Linked DNA regions of Homo sapiens: regions 1 and 3 are each linked to region 2. A link is a contact called in ENCODE Hi-C or POLR2A ChIA-PET data. All regions are on one chromosome and are shown on one strand. Each heading gives the region's core, a stretch centred on a gene start or an enhancer-like site at or near the end of the contact. The rest is flanking DNA. Distances are from core to core; before and after follow the strand shown.

Region 1 (3,060 bases), core at 120-2,619, 270 kb before region 2:
GGGGGGAGTGGCCACCCGGTGTCCATAGATACTGGCTGGCAGCAGCTTTTCTCTGAAGTTGGGCACTCTTTGGCCCCAGGCTCAGCGTTCCCGGTTGGAGGAGGGAGGAGTGGGTCCTGTAGAGCAGACATCTCTAGCTAGCTGCTGGGCACTCCAGGACTTTTGGCCAGCTCATCCATAATGACAGGTCCCGGTTCTCACAAACTGAATTCTGCACAGCAGCCTGCATGGCTCCAGGAACCCAGTGGGGTTAAGGCCTTCCTTTAATGACCAGGTACAAGCGCCAGTTCACACACACCCCCTCATTACCTCCTGAACTCGTCTGGGGGTCGAGCCACCCTACACATTTCACATTTACGTGTGTCTTAATGCAGAATAAAACAAGCGATGTGCCCCAGTCAAACTGTCCCATCTCACAAATACACCTACTATGTGCCAGGCATTCTTGATACATCAGTGAACAAAAATGATCAAAATCCCTGCCCTCCCAGCACAGACGTTGTCAGTGCAGCAAATACTCAATAACCAAAAGAAGTTTAATCATTTTCCTCCCACTTTCCTGCCACCCACACCCTGTCCTTCCAATCTCCCAAAGAGCTGGGTGTCTTTAATTCTATTAGCTTGACAGGGAAAATAAAATTCTTCAGCCTGCGCGCAACAGACACTACCCAGGTGCAACCCAATTCACCCCTGAACTCGACCGTCGCGGAACATTTTTCTCCAGCCTCCAAAAACTTCAGGTGGCGTGAGGCTCCCCCAACTGCAGCCCTGGAGGCCAACAAAGGGGCAATGGAGAGGAACGACCAGAGCCCCCTATCACCGGGATGACCGGGCGAACGGGGCGCGCGCGCGGTACTCACCGAGGAGCCGGCCCAGAACGGGCACGAGTTCTTCACCTGCGGGGAGCTGCTCAGCGACAGCGCCCCGAAGCTGAGCGCCACCATGCAGCAGCCCAAGATCAGCTGAAGCAGCCCAAGTGACAGCAGCGGGCGGGCGGGCAGCAGCGCGGAGCCCGGGGCCGCGGCGGCAGCGGCGGCGACTGCCCGGCGGGAGGAGAGCGCCGGCGGCGCGGCCAGCACCCCGGCAGCAGCGGTGGCCGCGCAGCGAGGCCGCGACGGGGGCTGCAGCGCGCCCCGGGGCCAGCGCGGCCGCAGCGGGGGCAGCGGCGGCTCCTGAGCGGCGGCGGCAGCGGCGCCCGGGCCCCCGGCCTGCGGCCCACCCGAAAGCCCAGCCACGGGGCAGCAGGAGCCCGGGAGCACCACGGGCAGGGACATGGACGGACGGGGAAGGGTGCGGCCGGGTGCGGCCGGCTGCGGCGGGCAGAGGACGCGGAGCGGAGCCGAGCCGAAGGCGCAGCACACTGGGCACTGCAGACGGGCTCCGAGGCCGAGGGGGAGGGAAGGAAATGCGCACGGCCCAACCACTTGCTGCCGCCGCTGCCGCTGCCCTGGCTCCAGCCGGCCGCACCCACCTGCCGCCTGGCGGGTCCGCCTCCCGCTGGCCCTGGGCGCACCCTCACTCTCACCCACGCGCACTCCGTGCTCGCGCTGTGCCGGGGCAAGTGCGCCACAGCCTCAGGGTCCCCGCCGAACCTGCGCCGGCTTCCTGGGGTCCTGGGAGGGTGCCCTGCCCCAAATATTTAAGTAAGTCCCTCGAGGTGGGAGGCACCTCACGGCCAGGACACGTCAGCGCCGGCCACCGAGAGTCTCAGCGTCTGTCCCCACCCGCCGAGCTGGGGCTAGAGAAGAGCGAGGAGCCTTCTCTGTCCAGCCACGAGAGAGGCCCTGGCGCGCTTTAGTGAGAAGGGGGCCCGCCCTTAAACTTTTGCCCAAGGAGGGGGATGCCTGGAGGAGGGGCTTTGGGGCGACTCGATGGGAAGAGGTGTAAGCCAAGGACTTCGGGAAGGACGACGCCGAGCGCAGTTACCGCTCACAGGGCGCAGGACGTGCCTACCTCGCATCGGCGCGGGAGTGCTTTCCCGGCATCTCGGTAGGAGCGGGAATGAAAGGACTGGGTTACCTTGGAAGCATCCAGCATCCGTAAAGAAAGTACCCGGGGCAGCCCGGAGTGCATGGCAAGTGTAACGCTCTGTCCTCTCATTGACTTATGAGCTATATCAGGCATCTATTAGGCATCACCTGATAGAACACGGAACCCCCAAACTTCCGAGGAAATATCCTAATAAAATCCTAAACTACTCTGGTAATTTATGAAAAATCTTTAGAGCAAAAAAAAAAAAAAAAAAAAAAAAAAGATTCCTCTTTGCAAAATGAATTCCCTTAATAATATACTTTTCACCTCGGAAGAATTCTAATGCGTAGAAAGTTTCGTGCCTAAAATGATTATAATGGACTTTTTTTCCTGATAAGAACCAGAGCAGTGTTCTTTGCAGTTAGTCAGTTCCAGTATTAGAAAGCTTATCTTACCATAAGGTATTTAACATCCTCCTACCCAATAAACCAAGAAAAGTATGTGTCAGTTTTTATGCTCTGCTTGTGGAAGCTGGATTTATATTGGTCGTTACACTTTAACCCAATGTAATATACTGTCAATGTGCCCAAGTTTACATGCACACTTCTTAAATTATTAAAGCACTTGTCTTTAATGGTGCCTAGGACTTCCTTTACAGACTGCTCCCATGAATAAATTCAAATTCTGGAGGAAAAGGGAAATGTCTTTCAAAATAAGTGTTTAAAGTCTGTTGATTCATGCAGGGGTTTTTTGTTTTGTTTTGTTTTGTTTGAGATGGTGTCTCGCTCTGTTGCCCAGGCTGGAGTGCAATGGCGTGATCTCGGCTCACTGCAACCTCCGCCTCCCGGGTTCAAGCGATTCTCCTGCCTCAGCCTCCAGAGTAGCTGGGACTACAGGTGCCCGCCACCACACCCAGCTAATTTTTATATTTTTTAATAGAGACGGGGTTTCACCATGTTGGCCAGGATGGTCTGGATCTCTTGACCTCGTGATCCGCCCGCCTCGGCCTCCCAAAGTGCTGGGATTACAGGCGTGAGCCACCGCGCCCGGCTTCATGCAGTTTTTAAAAATGCCATACAGTATATGCTC
Region 2 (2,882 bases), core at 282-2,781:
AATTCTGCCCTTCCTTTTTAGTGGTTTCAGCACAACTGACTAGCATTCCTTCCTGATAACCACTGACCACAGAGTGGTCTAAGACAGGGTCTTGCCCTGTCATCCTGGCTGGAGAACAGTGGTGCGATCATGGCTCACAGCTGCCTCGAACTCCCAGTCTTAAGTGATGCTCCTGCTTCAGCCTACCAAATAGCTAGGTTATGTAGATATGCAGTCTCATTTTGTTGCCCTGTAATACATGTTAGTGTTAAGTTTCTGCCTAAGGTGAACATGGGAGACATGCTGCACACGTTAGCTTACTCCACATGTGTGCATATTCATAGATCCTCCCTTTGTGAATATTCATAGATCCTCCCATAATCTGTTGAATATGTATGCTTAGCTACGCCTCTCAGCATAAATTCATGTTCCCTTTGCCCCTTCTTGGAAGTGCTTGTTTTTCAGTTATGGCCAGAGGCTCTGCTTCCTGCCTACAGGTAGTGGGACCCTCTTTAGAAATAGTCCTCCTTTCTAAATTTATAGATTTGTGGCTGGGTGTGCTGGCACACACCTGTAATCCCGGTGCTTTGGGAGGCCGAGGTGAGAGAATCGCTTGAGGCCAGGAGTTTGAGACCAGCCTGGGAAACATAGCGAGACCCATAAATAAAATAAAATAATTAGCCGAGTATGGTGGCATGTGCCTGTAGTCCCAGCTACTAGGGAGGCTGAGGTGGAACGATCACTTGAGCCCAGAAGCTTGAGGCTGCAGTGAGCTATGATTGTGCCACTGCACTCCAGCCTGGGTGACAGAGCGAGGCCCTGTCTCTAAAAATAATAATACTAAATACCATATTTTTATATAAATATATTTAATTAAATATAAATATATTTGTGACTTTTTCAGTTCAATAGAAGTAAACCAAAAGATGACTTTTGCCAGGTGCCGTGGCTCATGCCTGTTAACCCAGCACTTTAGGAGGCTGAGGCGGGTGGATCACTTGAGATCAGGAGTTTGAGACCAGCCTGGCCAACATGGTGAAACCCCATTTCTACTAAAAATACAAAACTTAGCCCTGTATTGTGGTACATGTCTGTAATCCCAGCTACTCAGGAGGTTGAGGCGGGAGAATCGCTTGAACCTGGGAGGCAGAGGTTGCAGTGAGCTGAGATCACACAACTGCACTCCAGCCTGGGTGACAGAGCTAGGCTTCAACTCAAAAAAAAAAAAAAAGAAGAAGAAGAAGTAAACCAAACGCAGCTGCTAGAATATTGGCACATTTGCTTCTAACAAAACATTCATGCAAAGTACTCTGGTCAAACTGGGGCTTCACTAATCCTATAAAAACAGGTTTCATGACTGTTTTTGTAGCTTGCTAATCAATGTCTGCATGTGTGGGCAGAGTTTAGCCTGCAACTTGGTTTCCCTGCAGTTACAGGCTCTAGTAGAGGCTAGGGGAGAGAAGGCCCTTAACTCCCCCACCTCTGATCAGGCTGTGGATGCTCAAGTTGGTAGGTCAGTTTGTAAGAGTTCCCAAGCAGCCCGGCCCTCTAGGGCTGCCTGTGCAAGCACTTTAAAGCCCTGCCCAGGCACTACTGCATTTTTTGCTGCTAACAGCAATTACTGAATCTACTTGAAAGGCATTCAATCCTTCCCTGCTCCATTGCTCCTTTTTTGTTTTTTCAATTCCCTCACTGTCCTTATAGTCAGGCTTGATACCTTCTCTAAGACTTGGTTGCCTCCTCCATTATGTGGAGTGCCTTCTCCATTCAGTGCTCCCGCTGCAATTTCCAATACTATTTCTATCGCTTTAGTCTGATGGCTGATTGTCCTCAACAATTCCATGATTGAATCCAAAATGCACGCTTCGTGACATTTTCTGGTATTAGTCAATTGCCATCAAGAGGATTAACATCTTTGAGGAGCCAGGCGCGGTGGCTCACACCTGTAATCCTAGCACTTTGGGAGGCTGAGGTGGGAGGATTACTTGAGTTCAGGAGTTCAAAACCAGCCTGGCCAACGTGGTGAAACACTGTCTCTACTAAAAATACAAAAATTAGCTGGGTGTGGGGGCGTGTGCCTATAATTCCAGCTACTTGGGAGGTTGAGGCAGGAGAACTGCTTGAACCCGAGAGGCAGAGGTTGCAGTGAGATCATGCCACTGCACTCCAGGCTGAATAACAGAGGGAGACTCTGTCTCAAAAAACAAACAAACAGACAAACAAACCAACCAACCCAGAAAACCATCTTTGAGGGATTTTCTCCCACTGGCAAAAAAGAACTACTTTAAGGCCTAAGCAATAATTCTAAACCCAAAGGCAGACCCTTGCCCAAATCTGCCACCTGGTGGCCAGTCGATAAAGACCAGCACTTCCCTGGCTTCTAGGATCTGGGGCTAATGTTTCATCCAACTCAGAAGTTCTCACACCAGGCCGGACCTGGTGGCTCACGCCTGTTATCCCAAAACTTTGGAAGGCTGATGGGGGTGGACCATTTGAGGTCAGGAGATCGAGACCAGCCTAACCAACATGGTGAAACCCCGTCTTTACTAAAATGCAAAAATTAGCTGGGCATGGTGGCAGATGCCTATAATCCCAGCTACTCGGGAGGCTGAGGCAGGAGAACTGCTTGAACCCAGGAAGCGGAGCAGTGAGCCGAGATTGCGCCACTGCACTCCAGCCTGGGTGACAGAGTGAGACTCCTTCAAAAAAAAACAAGTTCTCATACTAGCTGCATATTGGAATCATCTGTGGAGCTTAAAAATCCCAGTGCCCTGCCCAGGTCATGCCACACCCCAGACCAAGTAATCAAAATCTCTAGGAATAAGACCTAGGGATACACATTAGAATCCCAGGTGAGCTTTTCAAAAATATGCTTCCCAGGAATGCACCCGACCTACCCCATC
Region 3 (3,101 bases), core at 13-2,512, 320 kb before region 2:
GACAGAAACCTCAACTGCAATCAGACTTCTGTTTATGACAGTAACTCGAGAAGCCTTTTCTCAAGGAGATGCCAACGCATGAAGTGGTTGTATTTATAGAAGTTAAACAAACCTCTTCTGAGAGGTCATAATACCTTACAGGAAATGGGGAGCCTCTGTTGTGTGAAAACTCTGGATAAAACTGGTCATAAAATAGTAACAATCATGAATATTCTTGCCTGCCTGCTTAAAAGAAAGAAAATTACCAACTGAGGTTAAACCATGAGTGTCTATAAAGTTGATTTATACCGTGAATCTAGAAAAGTTGGTCACATTGTGAAATATTTTTGATAGGACATGTATCTAAATGTGAATAAATTCAGCCCTTTTGAAAAGGAAAGTGGACTGCACTCTGATATTGGTAAAATTTCCAAAAATAAAGGTGTTTGCCCATTGGCAATATGATTATAGGGCTCTAGGCACGTATTTTAGACTGGGCAATGTCTTCTTTCTCACAAGACTGTTTTGCTTTAACTCCCTCCTTCGGCCTTCTTTCTAGAAAGTTTTGAAGGATAAAGCCCTTGATGAGAAGCTTGTCTGTTTTCTTCCAACCTGGATTTGGCCAGAGGCTGTCTCAGGACTCAGAGAGACAAATCCGAGGATGCACCTAGATCTTAAAGAGTGGAAATATCTGCAGTGATGAGCATTATTATGGTGAAGCAGAGAAGAGAAAGGAAAGCGAGGAGACAGGAAGGTCGGGAGTGCTCAGAGCACACTGCTGGATGGCTCGGCTCCTAAACCCACATGAGTCACTTTCCCTTTCTGCCACTGCAGAAACTAAATCTGTCTGCTGCCTCCTCCTAGGTCAACAGAGTGCTCATCCGCAACCTCAGTGTCAAAGAATTCTTCTTATTGGAGAGGGTATTTCTCATCCCCACCATGAAATATCAGTCATTTTTTACTGTCCTCCAATGTACCCTCTACAGACAGCCTGAGACGGCGCTAAGATTTTTGCAAATGTGTCCTCAGGTACAGAAAGAACATGTGTTTTGCTGCCATATCTCTTCAGCCTCTGTCATTCTTGGCTCATTTCCTGAAAGATTAAGGAAGCCATCCCAGCCCCTGAGGCTTTGAAATTCCAGTAGAGGCCACTCCCTGAACACCAGAGAGGCCAAGCTGTCCCACAGGCCTAGCCCAGGCCACCTGTCACCCAGCTGACATCCCCTCCAGCTTTGCAGTCATCTCTGCCCCTGCCTGGGCAAGTGAGCTGGGGAGGGTATAGACGTAGGGTTCAGGTATAACTGAGGGACGAGTCAGCAGCTAAGCCACTGAAAAGAACACTAACAGTGTCTGGGTGGCAGCCCCACTGGTGACCTATCTCAAAGTCACATACCATCACCCTGGACATTAGAAAATACTTCTCTAAAAACCTCAAGCTCAGCACCAAGTTAGTTTGATAAGTCTCTACATGTACTACAGGGATTAAAAAATAGAAATTTCTGGCCCTCTGAATATGAAGCTAAAGACACTAGTATTTCTGTGGAATTAAGAGATTCTCTTTCAAAAAGTTCAACAGATGTTTGCTTATCCTTTAAACTCAGCTTAAGTTCACTTCATCCAGGAAGCCATCTCTGACTGCCTTGCCACTCTGGGTTAGGTGTACCTTCTCTGTGCACCCAAAGTCCCTCTTTTGAATATTACCGTGATCCTTCCAACACACATTTTAATGACCTAGACTGTGAGCTCCTTAATGGTAGAGGAGGAAGCAGGTCTAGCTCATTTTGAATTCCAATAACCCAGCACAGAGGATTCCACGTTTGTTGAATGAATAAACGAATGAAGTCATTCTTTTTTTTTTTTTTGAGACAAAGTCTCGCTCTCACCCAGGCTGGAGTGCAGTGGTGCGATCTCAGCTCACTGCAAGCTCCACCTCCCAGGTTCATGCCATTCTCCTGCCTCAGCCTCCCAAGTAGCTGGGACTACAGGTGCCCACTACCATGCCCGGCTAATTTTTTTGTATTTTTAGTAGAGACGGGGGTTAGCCAGGATGGTCTTGATCTCCTGACCTCATGATCTGCCCGCCTCAGCCTCCCAAAGTGCTGGGATTACAGGTGTGAGCCACCACGCCGCGCCTAAATGAAGTCATTCTTTAAAAAAAGGTTTGATTCTAGAAGTTGCTAACAATCAGACAGATGTATGCGGCATTTCACTGTACCAATAAAAATCCTTGATATTTAAGAAGGTCAAAATTTTAAGTTTGAAATTTGAAAAGGAAAATAAGTATGGTATCTATTTTTTCTAGACCAGGGAGAGACAATTAATAATTAATCTCTTTTTAATGGCTAGGAAGAATTTCTTGATTGTTGAGACCTGCTGATGGTATTACAATGAAACATCGATTTGGCCTAACTGGGAGTGTTTCCAAGGCAACAGCGACTCTCAATCATGTCAAATTACAGCTGTTATCTCCCTGGGTGTCAGTTTCCCTTAGAAAGCTAATTGAAATTGAAAATGTCTATCTTCAGGCCAAAGTTTAACTTTTCTTTGGATTCATCTGTTTTATCAGACAAAAAGAGAAAGTAAGACAGAAAACAGAGAGAGAGAGACAGAGAGAATAGAAACCCCTGAAAAACAGCATAATTGTTTTTCATTTTTCTAAAGAAGGCTGGCAGAGGTGGACTCTCTAAAAGCCATACCACAGGGTTCACTAGCTGATTTTGTCACTCATTGGGCTAACGTTCCTCAAGTCAGGAAAAATTTTTCTTTTTCTTTTTCAAAGAAAAGTGAGATCTCATGTGGTGAGTTCTGGAGACACTTCAGTCTTCAGAACCCACAGCATCCCACTCAGACTGCAGGGGAACTCAGGAACGATACCTGCGGTTCATCCGGGGTGTGCACGAGTAAAACGTGGCAAAATAGGAAGGGGGAGGCACAGGCGGCACAAAATCATCAGGGTCGGGGATGCGTCCATGATCCTCCGCTTCTTCAGCAGAAATCTGGGATTCATCCTGATTAAACAGCAGCTCAGTTAGTCAACAGCCTTCATTACAAAGGCACGGGGAGAGAGGCAGTGGATGACACGAAGGGGTCCATGGGCTGGCTCAGCGGAAACGTGGCCATGA

What was found. Hi-C counts contacts between places; a loop is a spot of excess contacts on that map. ChIA-PET counts read pairs that join two places held with the same protein, here RNA polymerase II (POLR2A). Pooled maps may share reads with other maps.
Region 1: a map with no recorded cell type shows a loop between it and region 2 (5-fold over the local background). The contact joins the promoter of ENTREP1 here to the enhancer-like site in region 2. A Hi-C loop is called at or near these places in 1 of 168 maps with a recorded cell type or tissue (esophagus muscularis mucosa), 1 of 37 single-sample maps with no recorded cell type and 8 of 50 pooled maps. POLR2A ChIA-PET finds 5 or more read pairs at or near these places in 2 of 52 experiments (A673 and activated T-cell).
Region 3: a loop to region 2 is called in a map of IMR-90, with 3 times the contacts of the local background. The contact joins two enhancer-like sites. A Hi-C loop is called at or near these places in 3 of 168 maps with a recorded cell type or tissue (IMR-90, aorta and dorsolateral prefrontal cortex) and 1 of 50 pooled maps. POLR2A ChIA-PET finds 5 or more read pairs at or near these places in 1 of 52 experiments (BJ).

What each region holds. Positions count from the first base shown.
Region 1 is chr9:69,323,524-69,326,583 of GRCh38, reverse strand. It overlaps ENTREP1 (endosomal transmembrane epsin interactor 1), which reads right to left and starts at 1,369. Exons shown (of 11, transcript NM_001347995.2): 1 at 861-1,369. The coding sequence starts at 1,274.
Region 2 is chr9:69,053,825-69,056,706 of GRCh38, reverse strand. The region is part of intron 3 of FXN (frataxin); the gene reads right to left. Among named protein-coding and RNA genes, the nearest start is that of FXN, 20 kb to the right of the region's middle. RefSeq lists enhancers at 873-1,372, 1,373-1,874. Within about 2 kb of position 1,531, at least 3 of the 41 ENCODE cell types and tissues checked have a DNase peak (open chromatin) inside an H3K27ac peak, as active enhancers do.
Region 3 is chr9:69,377,497-69,380,597 of GRCh38, reverse strand. It overlaps ENTREP1 (endosomal transmembrane epsin interactor 1), which reads right to left. Exons shown (of 11, transcript NM_001347995.2): 6 at 2,854-2,987. Among named protein-coding and RNA genes, the nearest start is that of ENTREP1, 54 kb to the right of the region's middle. Within about 2 kb of position 1,262, at least 7 of the 41 ENCODE cell types and tissues checked have a DNase peak (open chromatin) inside an H3K27ac peak, as active enhancers do.